Regions from separate parts of the Mus musculus genome. Here region 2 is linked to region 1. Evidence: chromatin loops called from intact Hi-C (ENCODE). Cell type or tissue: left cerebral cortex. All regions are shown on one strand. Links, peaks and the distances in the headings refer to the core of each region. The heading gives the core; the rest is flanking DNA.

What was found. Peaks named below come from ENCODE experiments on the same cell type or tissue, not always from the same donor. Only the 100,000 strongest peaks of a DNase experiment are listed, where the experiment ranks them.
Region 2: a loop joins it to region 1, with 7 times the contacts of the local background. A loop is called at or near these places in 2 of 42 quality-filtered maps.

Annotation. Positions count from the first base shown.
Region 1 is chr9:59,054,513-59,066,900 of GRCm38, forward strand. No RefSeq gene overlaps it. Among named protein-coding and RNA genes, the nearest start is that of Neo1, 24 kb to the left of the region's middle. In left cerebral cortex, for the core only: no CTCF peak of the experiment used is centred there; a DNase peak (open chromatin) is centred at 5,838.
Region 2 is chr9:60,131,304-60,143,691 of GRCm38, forward strand. The region is part of intron 7 of Thsd4 (thrombospondin, type I, domain containing 4); the gene reads right to left. Among named protein-coding and RNA genes, the nearest start is that of Gm7616, 190 kb to the left of the region's middle. In left cerebral cortex, for the core only: a CTCF peak has its summit at 7,050 (motif pointing left); a DNase peak (open chromatin) is centred at 9,868.

The sequences.
Region 1 (12,388 bases), core at 2,590-10,589:
AGTACTGGAAATCCAGGTGTGTGCCACCACTGTCCAGGGAATATTCTCTTTCATTTTTGTCATTTCAGTCTTAATATTTGAAGCTTAAGGAGTGTTTGTTTCAAGGTTATTTTGCTTGTCTATTTTTTTTTTGTTTGGTTTGGTTTTTTGAGACAGGATTTTTCCATGTAGTCTTAGCTTTCCCAGAACTTGCTATGTAGACTTAGCTGGGCCCAAACTCAGAGAGATCCACCTGCCTCTGCCTCCTGAGTGTAGGGATTAAAGTCCTGGTGGGTCTGTCTGTTTTTTAATCACTACCATACTGTTTCACTTGAGACTGTCTGACATCCAATAGTGCTAGTTCTTCCTTGTTTTTGCCTTTAACCTGTGTGTGTGTGTATTTTGTGGTTTATGCTAATGAACTTTAAACCACTTAGATCAAATATTCATTCTTGGCTGTTCCACACCATTATTATATTTTAATGCTTTTAGGATTGAGATTTCCTTTTTAATCATATTTTAATGTTATTGCTGTTACACAGGCTGGATATTGATTTTTGTATATTTATATCATCCTACCACTTTATTGAACTCTATCAGTTCAAATGCTTTTTTAATGGAATTTCTTTGATTTTATAGGCATACAATTCATTTTTCCTAATACCTGTAATAGATTTACTGTACTAATAATATGTTATTTAATATTTTAGAGGTTACTATTGTTGCTTTTATTTGGAAATATATGTCCTATCAAGATAAGATTACTGTCTTTGATGAGTGGCTTTGACCTTGAATTTGTTGTCTTGGAGGATCCCTGGTTGTATCTTTTATGTGTTAATGTTGTCTTTTCTGTTCTGGTGCCTTCTGGAAGGCACACCTCTGAGAGTGCTTGTCATTCACTCTTCTTCCAGGCACTCAGTTCTCACCAGAGCTATCATTACATCAGTGTGCCTCCCATCTCCTGACCACGGTTGATTGGGCTTGCTGGGGACATCTGACCCAGGCTTAGTCAATTTCAATAATATCTTCCACTGGTCCATGTAGGGTACCTGCCCTAAATAAAACCCATTAGAGACTCTTTACTTTGGAGTACTGGGAGAGTACAACCCAATAGTTTACAGTTTAAAATTTAAACTGCAGGAATTGTGTGAGGTCATGTTTGCAACAAGAAAACCAATGTCCAACAAGAGAGAATAAAAACACTTTCAGCAACAACCAATGAGGTAACATTTGAATGGCATCCAGGCCCCAGTTTCTGTTGCTCCTGAGGTACAGCTGCATCTCTGCACCTCTATCTAGTCTTTGAACTATTCTTTGGGGTGGTGGGATATCTCAGTGTTGAGTCAATAAATATTTTCTTCTTCCTTCCTTCTTTTCTTTTTTTTCTTTCTTTTCTTCTTCTTCTTTTTTTCCCAGTCTGCACTTCCTCTTTCACAAATTACATTTGTGTGTGAACAGGCACATGCCATGGTATTGGAGTAGAGGCCAGAGAACAGCTTGTGCCAGTCAGTTTTCTCCTTCATCCATGTAGGTCCCAGAGTCTGAACTCAGGCGATCAGGCTTGGTGGCAAGCACGTTTACCAGTGGGCCCTGGACGTGGGTTTAGTCTTGAGACAGAAAGAGAGTGAGACTACTTTCTAACTTCTTATGGTTATAATTATTTTTGTATTACACTGATCTGCTTAGATCAGGTTGGCAGAGAAACAAGCAGGGAAGGAGTATACTCTACTGCTTTAGGTACCTTGCTCCACTCTCCTCATCTCTTATCTACATACTGCAGGTCAGCCTTCTCCTGATGTCCTAAGGCCCTGAGGAGCCCCAGGCACAATGTGCCCATCTTTTCAAAGCACCCATCTGAGCAGCAGATTAATGTTGTGGCCTTGGGATGACGTGAGGGGATGAGAACAGAGGGATGGCCTTGGAGAGCAGCGTGCTCCCTTTCTAAAACACAGCACAGTGCTGTCCTCAGGCTGTCGGCTGTATCCTTTGCCAGCCAACAGCAGTTAAAGAAGCAAAGGGTCACTTCTGGGAACTGGCTGTCCAAAAGCAACATCTGTCCTGTCACCTCCCGGCTCTCTCGGGAAACCGATGGTCCAAGTCTGAGTCTCTGTGAAAGTGAAACCAAGGGGCACTGTTCCCAGGCGGAGAGCAGATCAGAGACCCTCACACTTCGCTGACAGCAGTGCCACCAAGGATGTCAAGGTCTCAACGATGCTTTCAGGACATGTAGTTGCCATTTTTGGATGGTTTTAGCCTCTTACTAGGAGCTTAGAAATCAAATTGTACAGTGCCAGAGGCCCCACGCTCCCTGACTACGCCACTAAATCAGAGTAATTGAGGTAACAAATGTGCCTGAGTGGTGCTTTCTAGAGAAAATGCAGCCCTAAGATGACACGGCATTTACTCCTGACTTAGCTAGACATATTGATAAGTAGGCATTTCTGAGACTCTTTTATTTCTATCGATTAAAACAACTACAGAATGAATGTTAGGGGTCTGGATGCAGCTTTCTCCTGATCCAAACACAAACAGAAACACCAAATGGAAATGTGTAAGTAGAACACAAATCTAATCCACGGCAGTAACAACTGATTGCTTTGATCTCCAGACTGCAGCTTTCAGACCTATATGAAATGATCTGAAGGGTTTGGCACAGGTCATAATGGGCCAAGCGTCCATGTCACAAATGCCTTCAGGAAATGATTCCCGTTGTCTGGCTCCTTTGCTGGCACTGTCCACAGGACAGCTAGGAGTGTAAGGTGACCAGCAGCGGGCATTCCCTTTTTAGTCCTGGATGTGATGCTTTGAAGACAGAAGTGGGACAAGGGCAAATAACTTGGTTTATTCACATGAACTTGACAGAACACCTCAAAACTTACCGTCTGGCCTTTCCAGTCACTATGAAATAAATATTAAGGGGCTGAGTTGGGAAGTCCCTTGAGTAATTACACCATAGAGTTAACCACAAGAAGAAAATCTTGTACTAGATGCAAGTGCATCTACCAGAAGCCCAGGACAGCACAGGGAAGGAGGGAAGGCATTTTCCTGAAGACTGCCATGCACCATGCTGATATGCTAAACAGGCAGATATTTTAATCAATGCCTAGGACCCTAAAATAAGCGCAAACGATATTGAGATTTTTTATTTTAAATGAATTATTCATGGACCACATAGCAAATTAAAAATAACGTTATTGTACCAGCCTTTTTCGCCAACACAAAAACTTTGGAAGTATAACCGTGGCAGTAAAATAACTTCAACTGCAGTTCAGAAGAATTGGGTGGGGTTTCATTCCCTTGCTGCGGCTGCTCACTCCCTAGGATGCTTTTGTACCTAATCCCCACCCCCCACTCTCAGTCTACACGTGTCACGTTTCAGAGAAACGCCATCAAATCTGAGAAGTAATGTGGACTTGATCAATAAAGACAGCAATTTGTAAGCCACATAATTAATTTTTCTTCTAACTTTGGTACCAAGAGGTATTTTAGAACAGAACAATATTATCTTCTAGGTTGGCCCTAGCTAACCCCACCTTCCTTGACTGGCAATTATAGAGACAGTTTTCCTGTACCCAAAGAGAGTAGTCCCCGTAATGCACAACTTCGGTAGGCCGAGCAGTAGTGTTAGAGGTAAAGACTCTCTAATTGGAGCCAGGAGACCAGGGCCTGGCTTCCAGCTCTACCTTCCCTGGGCTGCTTGATTATTACAAGGTCTTCTGCCACCAGAGCAGATGGCCTCTGAGTGCCACTGAGGTACAAAGGACAGCTCACTGGATCCCAGTCAAAGCTGAGCTATGGATTACCTTAGGAGTCTGTCAGTAAAGTGCTGGCGGAGCAAGCACGAGGGCTTGAGTTTGGACCCTTCCTTTCCCTCTAAACCCAGGCCTGGGGAAGGGAGAGGCGGGAATCCTGGGAACTGCCAGTCTAACCAAACAATAAGAGACCCTGTCTCTAGTTAACTAATTAACTAGTTGATTAATTAACTAATTAAAGGGGCAGTGAGGTGACTCAGCAGGTGAAAGTGCTTGCCATACACTTGAGTTTGATTTCTGACACTATGTAAAAAGTCTGGGTATGGTGGCTTTCAACTGGAATCCCAGCTCTCCTAGAGTGAGGAGGAAGGAGGTAGAGACAGGAGGATCTCTTTGAAGCTCAGAGTCAGCTAGCCTGGGTGAAGTAGCCTGACAGAAACAAAAGAGACCCTACTTCCATGAGCTAGAAGGAGAGAACTGACTTCTAGAAGTTGACCTCTGACTTCCATATTCATACAGTGGCATGCTAGCTCTCTCACACAGATATCTCTCTCACACACACAATGATTTTTAAAAAGCATGGTGTAAGCACAGTGACCTTGGGTTTCCTCCTATCTCCCATTGTCATCACAGAGATGACCTCAGGACATGTGCTCCTGAAATCACCCTAGTGATGCCCAAGTCCACAGAGAAGTGTACAAATGCGGTCTATACATGTTCTTCCTCTCGGCCGCACCTGTTTCTCTATCTTGGCTGCAGACAGACAGCGGGAGGACCACCTGGCCCCGGCTCCTTCGGCTCCTTCGTCACCCTAGGCATTTACATGCCTTCTTGCTTTTGCTCAAGCTGGGCCTTCTGATTAAAGTGCACACGTCTAATAAATTCTAACTTGTCTTTCAGGTTTCAGCTCCTCCAGGAAGGTTTCTTCAGCCCACCATCACTTAGTTAGCGACTCCCTCTTTTGGGGGGGCCAGACCCTTTGATTTCTGTAACTTTGTTTACCACCACACTATGATACAGAGCTCTGTCCCCAGCCCCCAGTCACCATGGAAGGAACCATGCTTTATCTGTCTGGGTGATTCTGAGGGCTGGCACTGTGGGTGTCAGGGTAACGTTTGTTGGGCAGATGGGCACACCAACAGATGGTCGAATGGTTGGATGGATTCGTTTTAATATGGTCCTGTTTACCAAAGTTCTGGTGTAAGAGATTCATGAATAAAAAAGAGACTGTTTTACATGATGGGTGCACACGCAGGACTAGGTGTGCGACAATCTATCCTTTCCTGTTAGTCACTTTTTTCTCCAAGGGGGATGGTAAGTTACCAGTGTGGATACCAGGGAGGTGTGCTACAGGTAACTTGAAATGTAATTCTCTTCAGATTTTGCGTTCTAAGAATCTGACCGTCTCAGCAAAGTCTGTACATTTCCTGTACTCGGGGTCTTCTTGGGAATGGTATTAGTTAATGGGTGGCTGGCTAAAGCTGGAGATTAAGCTTCGCCAGCACAGCGAAGGGCTGCCTTTTTGCTAATCTCTGGGGCACTCCTATGAATTAGTAAGAAACCTCCCTTATCTTAACTTCTGAGCCTCGAGCTTGGCCAAGTACAAAATAGAAGGGGAATCAAATGTCTGAGTTTCCTCTCCAGTTCAAAGCATCATTGCTGGATAGAATAATGGAGTCTAATTAAGGAATTCAGATTTCTTAAGTGATTGCCAATAAGGTAAAAAAAAAATTTGCTACTCAGAAGGAAACTATCAGGAGAAAACAGTTTGCGGATGATCCAGCTTTATCTTTGTTATTCATTCCTGCCCTCTTGGCACAGGGACACAAGCACTGTGGCAGTTGTGTGCCATTTTCTACTGTCATTTCTTCTAAGCTAAATCAGAGACACGGAATCAGGGAAATGCAACCAGATAGTGAAACAGGACTTTGTGCCACCGAGTAAAGCAGGGTGTGGCACTCCCATAAAGACACATCGATGAGGCCCTTACGCTGTCATGTTTCCGGAAATTCTGGACTCTTCTTCCTAGGTTCTTAGGCTCTTGCTTTCGGGCGGCATTTTTGACTGCACAATGATGGGAGGGTCTTTTTGAGTTTGGACTTCCTAACCTTGAGAAGGAATTGACGTGCTTCTCCACAGAGTGTGAAATGAGCAGATGGTGTTGTCTCACTCCAATTTGTTTTGCATGGACTGAGAGAAGGCTGTGGGGGAAGGGATAAATGTGCTCTGTTCCTAACTGCTAAATACAACTTATTGGCACATAAAAAAAACCCTCTTCTCTCGTGTTGAGCCATCTACCCCCTCCCTCCCCTCCTCTTTCTCTCTTTCCTCTCTCTCTCTCTCTCTCTCTCTCTCTCTCTCTCTCTCTCTCTCTCTCTCTCATGTGTGTGTATGCATGTGTGTGTGTGCACTCCATAAACATGTAATAAGGATTGAATCCAGGGTCCTGGGCATTCTATGCATATATTCTATTTTACCACAAAGTGCACCCTTGACAGGCATTTATGGTTTTCCTTAGAAAGATTTATTTTTATTATTTTAGATTATGTATAGGGGTGTGTATGCGTGTGCGTGTGCGTGTGCGTGTGCGTGTGTGTGTGTGTGTGTGTGTGTGTGTGTATGTGCATGTGGGTATGTGCACAGAGGTCCCAGAGGCCTTGGAGCTTAAGTTAAAGATGGCTGTGAGCTACCTGATTAGGATGCTGGGAACTGAACTCTGGTCCTCTATAAGAGCAGCAAGTCCTCTTAACCACCTCTTCAGACCTCTACTTCCTTCTTCTTAATAAAGACTGGCGCTTCATGTATTCCATGTCAGGCTAGCAGTTACTATTGTCACATCTTTGTCTTTATCCGGAAGGTTTATATTGTCATTACGGCAAACAAACAAACAAACAAACAACGCACTCTATTTACCTGAGTTTATAACTAAAGGTGTTTCCCATCAGCTTTTTCTTTTCTCTATATTTAGATAGGGTTTCATGTATTCCAGACTGCCCTCAAACCCACTATATTAGAAAGCCAAAGGTTGACTTTGAACTTCTGATCCTCTTGCCTCCACCTTTCAAACGCTGGAATTACCATTGTGTATCACCATGTATGTTAGTACTTAGGTGTCCGACCCAGGCTTTGTGCGCACTAGGCAAGTGCTCTATCGATTGAACTATACACCTAGCCCTCTTATTTACTCCCTCCCTACCTCCCTCCCTCCCTCCCTCCCTCCCTCCTTCCCTCCCTCCCTCCCTCCCTTACTTATTTTTGGGCAGAATTTGCTCTGTAAACCTTTGGCTAGAACTCTATGATCCTCCTGCCTCAGTGCCCCCAAGTGCTGGGAATATAGGTGACCACTGCAGACGTGACCTGAGAGCTCTCTGAAGTAAGGGAAATTCCTAACACCTAACTTTTAAAAAATACCAATTGTCCCTCTACAGGTTTTGTTCAACTAATTTTAAGCTATACATTTAACTCATAAACACAGAATTCCAGACCCCACAGATGTCCTAAAGGAACTAAGACAAGGGTGAGGACTGCCAGCGAAAAAGTCGATAAATTTCCAGTGATCTCCCGGATGTTTGTGTGGATGGTAAGAAGGACCATGATCTCTCAGGCTCCACCTTCTCTCAGGAGGCTTCGAGACCTTCTGCCAGGCCAGCATTGGAAACCTCATCCCAGGAGGGAGGGAGGAGCTAAGCAGGGCCTCAGTCAGCCATCAGCTGTCCTGGCCTGTGATCTTTCTCCACTGCTTGGCCTTGGTGCCCTTAGAGCAGCTTCCATGACCTGCCCTTTTATACATGGGCCTCAAGTAATCAAGATGGAGACGGAAGGGAGGAGAGAGTTAGCTTCCATACCTCATGGAAACACCCTCAGACATCACCATCTATGTGAGTGTTGTGTTTCTCTCTCTCTAGAAAGTCTCTAAGGCAGCTTCCTCCCCAATTTTCTTTCGACTTCTCAGTAAAAAATCCTGTGCAGTTGTTGGATGCGTAACTCTGTAGAAAGCAAGTTAACTATCTATTAGTGTGTAAGCCTCCCATCTTGGGAGAGTCTCAGTACCACCTCAGAGAACACTGAACAAGAGTCGCTATTTCCCAAGGGGCAATGTTGTTAATACACTTTTTCTGGATCTTTGTACCAGCCCCATTCCATTCTCCACAGCCCTGCGGTTACTTCCCACTTCACTTGACTGGTCTGCTCCTTCCTGGTCTTCTGTTTCCTTGACTTATTTTTCTTTTCCTGTCAGCAGCCAAGGCTCGCCCTAGACTCTGCTGCTTCCATCCTGCCTGGCCCTCTTGCTGAATGTGCTGGGTCAAGTGGCACCATATCAAGTGAGATTAACATGGCATGCAAGGAGTGACAGGCACGTGCTCTCTCCCCTAGGACCTTGACTGAGACCTTGACTGGGCTCCTCCTGATCTGCATTTTCACTGGTCTACAGTTGTCCGTTTAGACTTGGCTCTGTCTTTTGGAGGGAGGCAGGGCCCAGCTCCTGGACCCAACAGTTAGGACTGTTGCTGCTCTTCTGGCTTAGGCGGCCCTTGCCTGAGGCAGCTGTGGGAAGCCCTCACCTGGGAAATGCTTGGGGTGCATCTCCTTCCCCAGTCAGTCACTAAGGGAGCAAAAAACATCCCAAGTTTCGAAGGAGAAGCAACATGAATTTACATAGGTTTGCCAAATGTCTGGTATTGAATTAAACAATCTGGAATTTTAACTTCCTGTCTAGGTTAAAAAAAAAAAGCACATATTTCTGAATACTTGCTACAAGGCAAAAGAACTACTTCTATAATAAACATATACACAAGTGGAAAATATAAAACATTTAAAAATACAGATACAACATTTAAATAAACATGTTTACATAACCTTGTCTTCTCAGTTTTCATGTGGGTCTGGTACCTTTGCAGAAAAACCTAGAAATTGTTGTTGGACACAAGGGTCTGACTCAGAAGGGCGCTTGCCAAGCTGGCATTCATGAAGGGTTTGGTTCATCCCCCATCCCGTCAAAAGATAGAAATAAAGAAAGTAATTAGACAAGTTATTCCTGAGTATCGTACCCTTTCCACTTTTACTTCTAAAAATTCTATAATTTTACAAAACAGAATCTGTAGTGTGGGGAGATGCACAGAGAGAATACGTGTGTCTTCAGCGATGCAGAACTATTCTCCAATGTTTGGTTTCCATCAGACTCTAAAATGTGGTCTCCCTGGAATTTCTCCCCTAATCTTAAAAGTCCGGATAGGCTTCAAAGGGCATTTAATCATGCCCGCCATTCCTTTTCACTTCATAATGTATTTTAAAAGCACTACTCGATATCTAAGAGAACCTCATGAATTCTTTTAACAATTTCCCGTTCTAAACTAAGAAACATTTTTTGCCAAAAAAAATAAAATAAAATAAAATAAAGAGCTGGAAGCTACAAAGGCTTGGGACGGTATTAAACAGTACTGTTTTTTGTTTGTTTGTTTGTTTATTTTTGGTTTTTTTTTTAACTTTTGAAAGTGTGCCAGAATATTGTCTTCTCTGGGTTATGGTTTTTCCCTTTCCCCATCACTTACCAATTGAGAAGAAGTTAAAAGGTCATATCTTTCTCATCCCATCACCAAAGTAAACAGTTCTCTAATTACCACAAAGGGCAGATGTTCCCAAGGAATTATTTATTGTTTATTAGCAAATGGCAAAGGTAGTAAAAGAAGGTTCTGTGTCACAATATGAATTCTTGGCAGTGACATTTACGTACCCTAAGCCTGAGGCAAGAAAGAAGAAAAAACAAAGAAAAATTGCTATATCCATTATATGTTTAAGAGATTGTGACCATCTGCCTGCTAAAATGTATGGCCACAGTGGATCTGAAGAGTAGATTTTGACATTTTTTTATTTTAATGTTTTTACTTGTATGATGTTTTGGCTGCATCTATGCCTGTGCATCATGTGTGCCTGGTACCCACAAAAGCCGAAAGAGAGTGTCAGATCTCCAGGAACTTGGGGTTACAGATGACTGTGAGCCCTTGTGTGGGTGCTGGGACAGGACCTGAGTCCTCTAGAAGAAGACTTCTAGCCAGTGCTAAGCAGCCAGTGCTCTTTGCCACTGCACTGTTTCTGCAGTACCCAAAGAATAGATTTTTTAAAAACATGCTTATGTGGTCTCACCTGATATCCCAGGCTAGCTTCAAACATCTGACAATTCTCCAGCCTCAGCCTCCCAGATACTGAGATGGTAGGTGAGCCACCTCACCTCTACAAAATAGCTTTTTGTAATTATGACCTTCACAATTCATTTGTCTCACAAATGCGTGCCACTGGGCACCATTAGAAACAGCTTTAAACAGAGCACAAATACCATGACAAAGGTCCTTGTGTTTTAAAGCTAGCAGAAGGAAGTCTCAGCTTCCATGGTGGTTCCAGTTCACTTAGCAGTAAATACTTTTGCATAAATGATCACTAAACTCCAAAGAAATCCATGCTGTTATTGCCCTAGAAGTGAAAGCTGGGATCCATCCCCACACTCCTCTGTCTAGATCAGGGCTGCAATGCTTAGTAATGTTTCATAACCATAGACGGTCCATTTCTGGACAAAGGAACCCCGAGTCCCTGGAATAATTTTCTTATGCATCTGAGGTTTACCTGATTGTCCACACAAGACAGCCATTTGTGGATGTGCATGCTTGTGTGCACAGGTCATGTACAGAGGCTCTCCTATTTTTTAGTTAAAACTATATGTGCCTATGTACATGTGCACATGTGTATGAGTGTCCCTGGAGGCCAGAAGAGCACATAGGTCCTCTGGGGCTGCCATTATAGGCAGTTAGAGGTCTCCTGGTATAGGTGCTGGGAAAAGAACATAGATCTCCCTGCCTATGCCTCCCAGGTACTGGGATCACAGAAGCATGCTGCTGTGCTCAGATAGGTCTTAAGGATCCACATTCACCCTCACTCTTGCATGACAAACACTTTAACAAGTGAGAATTCTCTCTGTCCTGCCATCTAAAAATTTCTCGGCTATAAGAGAAAGGCTTTGTTATTGGTGGTGGTGGTGGGTTTTTGTTTTGTTTTGTTTTTTGTTTTTTTCCAATTGAAATGTAGTAATATTAAGCAAGGAGATACTTTCACGTGCCCATGCCTATGCTAGCCACTCAAATGCATGGATTGTGAGATAATTGGGAAGCAGCCACATCTAGCCCACATTCCCTTCTCTCTACATCCAGCTTATCTCTTCTGCTCAGGAAAGAACACCCGCTGTTGGACTAGTTATTACTTGCTACTCCTGGGTTGCCTTCTGTGTGGAATCATGGTTCAAAGGCGCAGAATTTCCATACTCTGCTCAGGCACTGCAGCTTGGGGCTGGAAAGGAATGGATGCCTGGTGTTCAAACTGCACGGAGGGCACTTCACATGTCATGGCAGTTAAATCCTGCAACGAGTCCTAAGCGTAGGTTTTCTCATCTCAGAGATAAGCAGTCTGGGACTCAGAGAGGTTAAATGACACCCCTCCAGATCACATAGCCGTCAAAGCTGAAGCCAATCATCAAAATGACCTTTCCTTCCCTTTGTCTGAATTCATTTCTCAAATTCCTTCCTTCTGTGTGCTCACAACCCAAGGCCAGCCTCAAGAGTGATGAATGCCTGGCGTGAGGGCTGAAAGTACGAACCAAAAGCAGAGACATGAAATGGGAGACAAGAAGGAAACATTCTGCTGACTTCACCGTTTTCTTGGAGGTGGGATCCAGCCCAGAGCTGTTACATTCTTACTGCTTTGATAAAATTTCTGATTCTCAGAAATACTGACTTGGCAGGACCTTAGAGGTCACAGAGCCCAACCCACCATTAAAAGCTTTCTTCAGTCATTAACTCACTTTATTACTGGTGGTGATCTGGGAGGTAGTGTCATGGAGTTGGCAAGTGTGTGCATTTCTCTGAACCACAGTTTTCCACTATCTCACTGTGGACTTGCCTGGAGAGGTTTGATGTTAATAAGAAGAATTCTTTACATCTATTTAGCTTTCCACAGTTGTCAGAAATGCTTTCATTCATATACTCTAGGCTCTTAAAGCTCTAGTTTTTGTGATAAAGGGAAAAGAGGGAGCCTTTTACGATTCAAGAAAAGCAGAATGCAGACTAAACATGGATTCAAATTCTCACTTTATATCACCAGCCGTGTTAACCTGAGCAGGTCATTTCACCACTTTATGCTTCCTTCAGATTATCTTGGTATCCTTTGGGTTAAGGCTCCGAGTCCTCATCTGTAAAGTGGGGATCACAACACTATCCATATGTGGTAGAGCTAAAGGTTAAATGAGGTCACATATGTGGTTGGACTTGCTCAGGAAAGCTCAGGATTGATTGCTTTTGTCTTCTATCCTCTTCCCAGAGCTGAGCAGCTGGAAGTCAGAAGAGGCAAAGGCACAATGAAACAGCCAGCAACTGCTGAATAGAAGCCAAACCTTTTCTCCTGAGCTGTACCGCTGTACCTTCCTCCCTGGAGTCTCTCTCCTCCTCCATACATTTGGTTTATAAACACCTTCTGCTTTCTGCATGAGCTCAGAGCCAGGCCAGCCCTTCTTTCCCTTTCTCATGGTAGGCCTTCTGCTTTGCTGTGTCTGCTCTTTGCTTTGAGGGTCCCCGTTGTCTCTTGCCAGTTGCCTGTGTTTTCTATGCTGTTTGGAAGTA
Region 2 (12,388 bases), core at 2,924-10,923, 1.1 Mb after region 1:
AGGGACTACAAGCATATGCCATCGTACCTGGCATTTTTATGTGGGCTTGGGGGGCTGACCTCGGGTCCTCACAGTTGCAAGGCAAGCACTTTATGGACTGAGCCATCCAGTTAGCCTCAAAGCATAGGACTTTCTACAAATGTAACCAGTAGTTTGTTGGCAAATGATACTCTCAAAAAGTGCATCCTAATTTTTATCTGAGCCTCTCAGGATATCTCAGCCACTACTGGCCACTTTCCTGTGGTGCAACTACACAAAAGGAAAAGTTAAAGGAAGATGCTGAAGACCACCCTTTGCATTTCACGGACCTTACCAGGCTCTATCAGCACCGTCGTATTGGTGCTGCATACACTACTGAGGTCAGTATTACCGTCACCATCTTATATGAGACAATGGACATCTAGAAAAATTGCCTATCCAATAGGGAGGGAAAGGACCCAAATACATCTTACAGGGTCAGATGGCTGACTTAGCAAAGGTGTTTGTCTTCCTCTTCCCTTCCGCCAATTACCTGGTAACGGCAGAAAAGATACACATACAACAACATCTATAAAACCAGAAAGGATGTGGTCAGCAGATAAAAGTTCTGAGGGATTTCTGGATGTGAGAGTTTATGATGGCGAGAAGCTTCAAAGTGGAAGGGCTACCCAGACGGAGCACTGTGGAGATGAAGACATCCTAAAGTCAGAAGTGGCTAGAACAATGAGAGGCAGGAAGCTGCTGAACACAAGGGGCCATGAGCACAAAGGACAGGGTGGCTTAATGAGTGACAGCAGCCATGGCCCACCCCTCCCAGGATGAGTGACAGCAGTCATGGCCCACCCCTCCCAGGCCTGTAAAGCTGCTGGTGGGAGATCTCAATAACCATCCATCAAATATCAAAAGATATACAAACACAAGTAAAGATATGGAGGTCACCAGCCATTTTATCTATAACCCTAGTTTAATGGATACACCAAGGCATCCCAATTTATTATTCACAAAAGGAATCAACCTAGGCATCCATACGTGGAAGAATGAATAAAGAAAATACGGCATACATATATACACACAGTGAAGTGTTATTCAGCTCACAGGGGTGAAGCTGTTGTTCACAGCACTTTGGATGGGCCTGGAGAACACTGTGTTGAGGGAAACAAGCTAGGAACAAAGAGACAAGGACTGCTTGCCCTCACTTACCTGTGGGAGCTTGAAAATGGCTCTCATGAAAGTAGACAGATAAGCGATCAAGGGTGGAAGGAGGGGTGGAGGAAGGCTGGTTGGCGGAGACAGGAATGCAATTGGATAGGGGGAACGTTTAACGGTTCTGCAACACAGGTGAATAGCTATGGTTGATATTAATTGTGTATTTGAGGTGATACATATACCAAGTATCTTGATCTAATCATTTTAAATTGTATTGTAATATTCCATAAATATGTGCATTTATTGAATCAATGAACAATTTAACAGACTAGCAGAGAGGCAACTCAACTGATAAAATGCTTGTTGCATACGCTGGAAAGCTTGAGTTTGGTCCCCATGTAAAACGCCGAGCTTAGTGGCGTCCTTTCATTGGGACCTGCAGCTTGACAATTTAGAGACCCTCATTGCTAGGGAGGCAAAGCCAGGGCACCCCTAAACTGGGAAGCCTCAGATCCCAGTGAAAGATTCTGTGTCTGACAACAAGGTGGATGGCTCCTGAGGAAGGATAGCCAATGCTGGCCTCTGCTCTCCATACACAGGCACAGGTACACTCACATTCACATGCATCTTAATACCTTGCTGCAAACGAGTACATAGCTCCTACCCACTCACCCCCATATACAACTGTAAAGTACACTCTTAAGGTTCCAGTACTCAATTATAAATGTATGCATCAAAATGAACATGCTCCTCAAGTAACTCTCACAATGTTTACAGGAAACCTGTCCGTAAAATAAGGCAGAAAGCAACAACTCTGGAAACCCCAGAGTCACAGACACTGCATTTTCTGACCATAGTATAATCAAGTTAGAGGTTAAATTGGGATTAGGAAAAAGGAGCCAGTTCTCCATACTTACCTTTCAAGTACATAACGCACTGGTCACATCGATTTTTAAAACACATGAGACTGAAAAATCAGCACTCTATATCAGATCTTACAAGATGTAACCTAAATAGCAATTTCCCATGCTGATAGATTAGCAGAAGAAGACCAAATTATCCCAGTAGACAGAAAATATCAAGTAAAATCCATGACCTAAAGCCAAGTGTGGTATAGTATGCCTTTAGTCCCAGCACTTGGGAGGCAAGGGCAGGCAGCTATCTATGAGTTCAAGGTCAGCCTGGTTTATGTGGAGCATGCTGGTGGTCCCGCCAAGGCTACATATTGGGACCTAGTATGAATAGCAATGGCTATTCATAAGAGAAGTTCATTATCTTGACAGAGTAAGAATCAAAGATACATTATTAAACTAGTAAAGTGTACAAGCAAAAATTTATGGTAAGCTGTTTTCAGTAGCAACATAAGAACTGAAAAAGGCAAAATGATCATTACTACAAATAAAATTATGCACTTAGAAAGAAAAAAGTTACATTTTCTTGAAAATCTTCAAAGACATAAGCAAATGTGAAGGTGATACTATGTTCACAGATAGAATGTCATAAAAGCAATGTCAGTGTTCCCGAGTAGAACTACAGACTCAAAAATAGGTTTGATAAAACTTCTAAAGGATTGTCAAGGAAAATTGAAAATTACAATTTTAAAGTTCATTAGAAAGTGCAAGTTTTTATATAAAGCCATAACAAGAAGGAGAGACAGGCTCTACGGATTGAGCTTTGCTATAAGCGTTAGTAATTAAGACCCTTAATTACAGATGTAAAGGTGGAGAGATGGTCAACCGAGGACAGATACAGAAGAAACTATGAGTGGAAACTCAATATCGGACAGAGTCTGGTGAAAGGAGGAGACTATTGCATAAACAGTCCTATCATTGAGGGACAAAATGAAAACAGATCCTACTCACAATACATAGAAAAATCAGCTCTGGGGATCTCCATGTTAAGTGAATTACCTATTAAATAGTATATGTTTTCTCTTATTTGTAGTTTTTAGGAGGTGTGTGTGTGTGTGTGTGTGTGGATGTGTGTGTGTGTGTATATGTATGTATTGTGTATATGTTTGTGTATGTGTGTGTATATGCATGTGTGTATGTATGTGTATGTATGTGTATGTATGTGTGTGTGTATGTATGTATGTATGTATGTGTATGTATGTATGTGTGTATGTGTGTATGTATGTGTATGTATGTATGTATGTGTGTGTGTATGTGTGTGTATGTGTGTATGTATGTGTATATATGTATGTGTGTGTATGTGTGTTTGTTTCTGGGTGACAGAAGAGACCATCAGGAAAGAGGAGAGGAGAAGGAGGGTGCAGAAGCATGGATGAGGAATAATCTCAACATACACAAGCTTGAAAATAAATAAAATTACAATGCTTTTAATCGTGAGTTGCAAGACTTTGATACTTTTAGAAAGAAATGTAAGAGATTAGCTTTATGTCCTTGGGAATAATTTCCTAAGAAGTAGAAAGACTCACTATAATGACATAAAACATGCATTTAAATTTATTAAAACTAAGGGCCTCTGTTGAGCCAAAAACACTATAAAATTTAATATGAGCTACTGGAAAAAATATTACAGGAGCTAACGAGAAAAACATTCATATTCAAACTATGTAATGAGCCTCTGACTTGGTGTTGAAATAGCAAAAATCAAATTTAAAACCAGGAGGTACAGACAGCTCACAGAAGATGTATGGACAGGCTACACAGTGATTGATGATGGCCAGAGAAATGTCAATTATACAGTGATACTATTTTATGCCTAATATAGCAGTAAAATTAATCCATTCCCTAATACCAAGTACTGGAAAGACGATGCACCCTTGAGAACTTGCCTGCACTTCTAGTAGGCATGAGTGTGGACATAGCAGCCGAGCAAGTCAACTCGGCATATCTTATGCCTCCCAGACATGTTCGGTGACCTAGCAAGGCAACGCGTATGCATACCCTGCAGGGATCCTTACTGATGCTTATGAGGACACATGTTCCAGAACATTCATAGCAGAATGTTTATAGCAGGAAAACAAACAAGAAAACCCAAATATTTGGGGCTGGAGAGTTGGCTCGGTAGTTAAAAGCCCTTGCTTCTCTTACACCGGACCTGGATTTGATTCCCAGAACCTACATGGTGGCTCATCATTGTCTGTAATTCCAGTTCCAGAGGATCTGATGCCATCTCCTGTCCTCTGAGGGCACCAGGCACACATGCAGTGCACACACATACATGTAGACTAAGCACTTGTACACGGGGAAAGAAAACTTTTTTTTTTTAAAAAAAGACAAGTATTTATTCAAAGAATGATGCTATATTTACATATATTAAGTTCCACATACTCATGCTGTGTTGTGCTAAAATGAAGGAACCACAGCTCAGTGTACCATTCATGTTAAATGAGAAATCAAGCTGAAGACAATGTAAAGACCATGCTAATACAATTTAAAACAAAACAATATTAAATAATATGACCTTTATAGATATATACATGTGTAGTTACCACTACTACTATTACCAAAAATTACATTATTTTAAGATGGTGTCTCATTATGTAATACTGGCTGTCCTGGAACTTGCTATGTAGATCAGACTGGCCTTGGATTTAAAGAGATCTGCATGCTTCTGCCTCCCCAGTGCTAGGATTACAGGTATATGCCACCCCCCCACTAGCTGCCATTATTGTTTTTAAAGGCAATGATGGGATAACATAAAATTCTGGGCAGTATTTTCTCTAAGGGAGAGAAAGCAGGGTGGCTGGAGCCCCTGGGAGTGGCACACAAGGCTAGGGATGCCTGGTGTTCTTAGCGGGGCAATGTCCACAGCTGTCTGTTAATTACCTGCTTGACAGTCTGCTTCCACAGGACATGTTTTCTCCTATACGTATTAAGTATTACACCTTCTATAGGAACAAGAGTCATGTTTTAAACACTTAAATCCTCGAAACAGCTTGGTGGTTTTATGATTCACTTTTAAAATCCTTTAGGCCAAGTGATAATTTCTCTGGTGTTTAAACTGTTTCAAAGCACGTGAGAAGATGAGGGACTGATTTGTAAAACTTTGGGCTAGCATCATTAGATTGGCAGGACCCAATGGCACTGACTTACAAAAGAGAGCAATGCAATACTCATAAGTCGTATCAGGTAGCAAAGGCAACGACTACATGGAATCTAGCAGGTGCATCAGTAGACAGGCAATTGTACAGACACAGACATCCACTGATCACATAGAACCACTATGTAAATGCAGCAGAGGAAACAGGCAAGTGAGTGTTTTAATGAAGGTGAACAAAATTTGGTAAAGCTCAACAACCTTTCCTTATAAAAATGTGGATAGGAACTTATAACTGGATAACAGTATCTACCATACATATCCGGCGGGCCACACACTCAGTGGTGAACTACTTCTAGAAATACTTCATCACTGGAATGAGTTAAATCTGGAAGGAGGTGAGACTGTTGGTTTCCATTGCTCAGACTCAAAAGCTTTGGGTTCCCGGGTCACTGAGAGATCCTGCCCTATCCCTATTGGGTTCCTGGCAATTGATGCTTGCTGAGGGAAGGAGAGTCACTCTCCTTTGGGGCTATGGCTGCTCGTAGGTGGCCCTTGCTCCAGTGGCTGGCTACATGCCCATGTGAATACAGGAAGCATTAACTGGACTCAGGGTTATTAGTAACAAACAAAAAATAAAAAGACATCAAGTTGGAAGAAGACGGAATGTAGGGCACTGGGGGGGTGGTGGATACAGTTAATATGTACTGTATACTGTGTGAAGCTTTCAAAGAATAAAGAATGTTAATGAACTGAACAAGGATGTCACCAAAGAATAGGCCAAACTGGACATGGCCAAACCCTACATAAAAACTACAGGCAACTGTGGAAAGCTGGGAGTGGAAGAGGAGGTCTTCCCCAGGGAAGAACACATTGATTGGTAGGCCAGTGACAAGTCAATCAGCCTTGAAAAATACACACAAGTAACATTATATGGGCATTATACACTATATTTAGTAATATAGATGAATACACACATGTAATATATATTATATATACACACATATGTATTTGATAACAATTAGTGAAAAAAAGGAGGTCATGAATTTGCAGGAGAGCAGGGAGGGTTATATGGGAGAGTTTGGAGGGAGGAAAGGGAAGGGAGAAATATAATGAAATATAATCTCAAAATTAAAAATTAACAAAGTAGAGAGATAAAATGTATGGCATTGACGTTTGACCTACACACACACCCACCCACACACACACACACACACTGTAATTTGGGGGTGGAAGTGTAGATTACATAACTAACATATATGATGTTCTAGGTTTATTCTCCAGCACATAAAATGGAAGGAGAGCTATCATAAGTGGCTTTTAGTGTAGTCACAGAACGGTGCAATCACCCTGCCACCACCTAACTCCTAAACATTTTCATCACCACAAAAGGAAAGTCTGCAAGCATTAGTGGATATTTCTTTTTAAGTCTGATAGGTTTTGCCACATTGCCTTACAAAGTTAAAATAGCATCCTTTAACACTGTCCCACCACAGCATCCTTTGACACAGTCTCACCTCAGTACACAGAAGTTCAAGGCTTTCAGGTTAGCCCTACTTCCTTCTCCTCCCTCCATATAACAGGACCTCACTGGTCTCCTTGGATAAGGACAGGAAATGCAGTCCCTCACTGCCTATCTCTATCTCCACAGAGACTCTGACTGCATCCCGGCATGCTTTCCACACTTGCAAAGGTACAGAGACAGCTTGGAATGGGGTGCGTGTGGTGTAGAGTTTCTGAATTATTGGAAATAGGGACTAGATGCAACAAAGCATGTTTTAAAAATTGCATCAGGGCTGGAGAGATGGCCCAGCAGTTGAAAGGCTGTTCAGAAGATCTGAGTTTAGGTCCTCATACTATGTCAGGTGACTCACAACCATTTGTAACTCCTCCTTCAGGAGCGCCCTCTTCTGGCTCCCGTGGGCACCACACTTATGTGCAGATGTCTATCCCACCCCACAGAATTACAAATAAAAACAAACACTTTTTAAAAATGCACTGAAAATCCAGCATGACTTCAAGTACTTTACAGTCCTTCAGAGGATGCACTGATGTCTGTAGGTATACATGGTTTCTATTCTGATATTGTCAAAGTTAAAGGCATTCTAGTGACCCCAAGGTTCTAAGTTCAATGCCAAGGCAACCAGGAAACAAAGGCAGCAACAGCTTTCCCCTCCACCTTCCTCCTCCCCCCACCCCCTGCAGTTAATACACTGACCTAATACCAGCTTGCTCTGTCCTGGACCAACAAGTACCTCCCCTACTCAAGCCCCCAATTATCTGCAAAGACTTCACACCCAAGACAACAACTGGTCCCAGCTCTGCTGCTTGGCTCCCAATCCCAGGCTGAGAACATAGCCAGCTCAGCAGCCTGGATGGACAACGCCTGCTCCCCTTTCCTCCTTTCCTCCTGTGTGTTTTAAAGAGCATCCAAAGAGAAGATAATTAGAACCTGCATGAAAACCCATTGGTGGGCAGGAGGAAAGAAAATTGTGGTGACTTAGGGACGCCACTGAATGTTTATGGGAATGCTTTTGTGGGTAACATGGCAATAAAAGAGAGGCCCCTATAAAATGCCACATTCTTCAAAGCTCTTTATAAACAACATTCTCTTTTAAGGAGTGGGGGGCTCAGTCATGCTCCTTCCTCATCATTTCGCTTCCAACAAGTGAAAGGAATTCTAATGATAGCATCTCCTAGTAGTGCAGGCATTTACAGAGCCAAGTGCACAGAAATATCCACATACTTACATGTATGCACACAAGCACACACATACACACGTGCAGGAGAGATAAAAAAAAAAAGAAGGAGGCATGGGGAGATCTTTATATGGTACAGCTGTGTAGTGCGGGGGGGGGGGGCGGGTGGTGGTGGCAGGACAGACATCTTACTAACCCTATTTGGGTCTTCTGACTGGTTGTATTAAGCATACATACTTGAACTCCAAAGCCAGTCTGGTCCCACTCTCCTGAGTGAGCACCCGGTGCTATCTCTATACCATCAAGGTAAGGGCATGCCTGTGTGCTCTGCTTCCCATGTCCCTCCTGTGTGAGAGGCTCCAGGACATGCATTCCAGAGTGGCCCTCTCCGGGAGCCAGTTGTGGGCAGGTAACCGAAGCTGCCTTCTGCCTTGCTGTTAATAAGAGTAATTGGCGCACCACGGAGGGCCTGCTACAGTGCTGTGATTTGCCCAGTATGGAGGTCTCCCCTGACCAGATGTGTCGGCAGCGGTGATAGAAATATTTTCCACATGAGCCTGCCTCTCGCCTGCTTAAGTGCTCTGGGCTGAATGAGGTGGGCCCATTTGTCATTTACTCCACACAGTAAAAAAATCAACAGGGAAGTCGCAAACTTTGACTTCAAGCAGAGACCAGTGGTCTGCTTTCGGCGGTCAGCATTTCTAATCTACTAGGCATCTTCGCTTCTCTCTCAAGAGCTCTGTTCCCCCAGAGGCTACGCACAGCACAGCGCAGAGGGCTTGGGTAACTAACAGGCAGGCAGCCTGGGACAAATGACCACCCCAGCCTTGCAGCATGGGCGTGGGTTGGGGAGCACGCCCGGGAGCACGGAAGCACGCTTAGGGGAAGAAGCAATTACATTAGCTTTCAGGGTTCTCTTGGCCCCTGACAAGGCAAACAAAAGGCAAAGCCGGGAAGTGGCCTTGTGGCCCTTTTAAAAGATATAGAGACGTAAAAGTCACTAGGCTTTTCAAGGAGGAGGACGGGTTCAGGAGCAAGGCTGCATTTGGATTATTCTTGTCTCTGAGAATTTCCATCCGAGTTAGAAGTGAAGGAGTAGAGGAAGATTCAAAGTTGGTGCCCGCTCATTTGCAGGGCAGGGTGGAGACATTAAGTGCTCCCTCCTCCCTACTCAGTGATTAACACTTCCAGACTCTGCTCCCATCAAGACCGTCTCTTGGAGGTATCGGTCATATCCAGAAACATACCCAGCAAACACAGGAGCCAGATCGATAAGAAGTTGTCCTCACAGACACTAAGACATGCCCTTCTGTTTTTCCCCTGTCAGATCTGGGCATACCACTCTTTCCCCTCCACACCCACGGCAGAAAGCAAACTGCAGGTTTACCCATGCACATCAAAGAGAAGGAGGAGAAATTACGGCATGAGGGCAGGGGGAGAAAGGTAATCTCTCACCCATGCAGATTCTCTCTGAACACAAGAGGAGAAAAGCCTCAAAAGCAGTGTCCGTCGTCCTGCATCAGCACCAGACCCTACTGGAATCTCACACGCATTCCCCCAGACCCCTGAAAACAGCAGAAGAAGAATGCATGCCTTAGACATCTGTCACCCAGGCCATGGCAGGTCCCCAGGGAGGCAACTGCGTGGACAGGCTCAGCATGAGATTTTAGAAAGCATAGGCTCCTTCAAGAGGAATAGAAATTTCCCTGCAAGAAAAACCTAAAACAAAGTCATAGAAAGCATTATTCTTTACACACCACAAAAACCTATTCCCCGATCCCTCTTCGTAGACAGAAGGGGAAATTTAATGCTGACAAAAATATAACTTCTGACAAGATATTTTATTTGGCTTACCTCTCCCCCAGGTCTTGCTAACATTGCTGTCTCAGTGTGGAACAATGTTAATAACAGGTAGCTGACAAACATTATTATCCAGAGTCAAAGCTACCCTGGAGGAGACTCCGTCTGCCAAGTGCTAACGCTAGCAGATGCACTTGTGTCTCAGGGATTCCAGCCTGGAGTTCCGTAGGCACCGCGCTGGTTCCCTGGCTCTTTTCCCCCACTGTACTACCCCGTGCTCTGAGCTCAGCCTCTGCTCTGAAGAAAACTGGTAAGCTGATCTCTTCATGTAATAACTTCTCCTGGCTGGGGGAGGGGACAGGAGCCAGCTGGGAGCTGGGGGGCTGCCTTTAACAGAAAGCAGAAAAGGGGAGGGACAGAAATGATCAATGTGGAGCGTGCATCTGGCCTCATTCATGAAAAGGGGTCCAAGGTAAGCACTCAGAATGAATGCAGGGGGATGGCTCTGCCTCCTCCACTGAGGCAGGCAGGAGGCAGTGGGCTGCAGCAGGAGGAGCTGCAGGCAGGCAGACTGGAGAAGCCAGGAGACCCGGGGCATGCACAAGTTGCCAGCCCTGGGATATAGTTTATTTTTCCCACTGGCCCCAAGTCAAGAGGTGGGTGGATGGCTTCTGCATTCCCCTTTCCATCCATTTGATAGTTGTAGAAATCTAGGCAAAGACACCACCATCAAAAGGCAGCATGGGAAGTAGTCACCAGCATGCCACTTGCTTGTCATATGACCAGGAATGGATGTGAACGGGGAGCCACTGTGTCCCCCTTCTGCTGCATTCCTGGGTTGTGGTACTTAAACCAGTATATTAAGGAATTATTGTAGAGGGTGTAAAAATAAGGTGTAAAGTGGGGACAAGAGAACTCTGGGTGGTAGTGTTGTCAAGAAGGCGTAAGGAGACTCTTAGCAGACTCAGAGTGACCATCAGAGTGGAATTGGGGGACACATGGAGGAGAGAGGTTTGCACAGACCTGCAGAAGCCTGAAGAACTCCAAACATCAGCTTTGTTCTGTAATAGTATGATTCAAAGTCCAAAGTGGGTTGCAATGTACCAAGTAATGGATTCTGCCTATGAAGGCACACAAAAGCATTCTGAGGGTACTGGTGGCCAGGGAGAACAGGGTGGCATCTGACCAGTAGAAATAGCTCCAGTACTAGAATCAGACATGTGTTGGTTCAAAACCCACTTCTATAATTAACACCCTTGAGCCGTGATGGTCCCTCCTGTGAAATGGAGAAATGTCACCCAATGGTCAGAAAGATACTTCAGAGGTCACATAGGCACATGACTTGGCACAATTTGTGCCATAGAAGTTCTGGAAGTGCCAGGCTTTGTCTTTGGCCTGATTTAAGTTCAGAACTCAACCCCAGAAAGTAAATTAACAAACACTTGAAAGCCCTGGGTTACAGGCATTATTCTGCACAAAAGAGGAACCGGTGAGCCTAACTACAGTTTGCAGCCTCTGATTACCACTGGCACTGGCCATATGGTGACATATTACCAGTGAGATTTCTAGGAGGACCTGCATGGAAAGCACTTAGAATTCCTTTCCAGAGAATCAAGAGAACGGAGGATGCAGTGGTCCCCATATCCACAAACTGTACTTCCATGGCCACTTGAGCCCGAGAGTCAGGTTTTATAAACCATTCTGTTTTCCATCCATTCTCCTGACAAGAACACTTGGGGTTCCCATGGTCCCACCCTAGCATCCTCAACAACTATTCTTCAGGCTATAGGGTTGCCCACAGTGACCAAGGAATGCGGCAAGGAGAAAGAAAGAAATGAATAGGGTTTACTTTATTTTATCTTTTGCCTCTGCATCCTCTTCCTTCCTATTCATTGTCATGTGCCCGCACTAGGTCCCTTCTGCTCCCTTTTTCTAAGAGGCAGTGTTACTGACTCAGTAGCCTGCCAGAAGTACAGGCATTATTTTAGAAAGCCCAATTCCTTAAATGACCAGGGATGTTTCCTAGCCAGGGGTTGGGAAATTCCCTTCAGAGGCTCTGGTAGTAAATATTTTCAGTTTTGCAGCCCATATGGTCGTGTCTGGGGCAGCTACTTAACTATTCATAATGAACACAAGAAGTCTCAGGCGATACACACATGATAGATGTGGCTGTGTCACAGTAAAACTTTACTTGTACAAATAGTCTCTTGTTGGCCTGGAACTTTGCCCAGCAGGCCAGGCTGGTTGGTCCTCAAGCTTCCACATATCTGTCCACCTCTGCCTCCCATCCCACTGCTGCTGAGCCTATAAGCTTATATCACCATGCTTGGCTGTAGATGTGCGCTCTGGGAATCCCAAGTCAGGCCCTCAGGCTTTCAAGGCAAGTGGTTTTCCCAGCTGAGGTTGTTTCTCCAATTCTGCAAGATGATTTCTGGCAACTCCCCCCACCCCCATCATAGAAGGCCTGGAAATGTCACCAGTGGCCCCACCATCTCAAAGTACAAGAGGTCATGTTCTAGCCATTCTGTGACTTCTCAGCATCGCTAACCATGATGCCCTTTTAAGGGAATGCATGGTGAGAGATACCCAACTCAAGATTTGACCACCATTCATTATGCAATTGAGCAGCATTGTAAACACTCCCAATACTGCACAGCCGCAGTAACTATTTGTTTCCAGCACTTTCTCATCATCCTCCACAGGAATTATGTGTGCTCATGCACAACTCCCTATTCCCGTTGTCCTTGGTAACCCCCAAT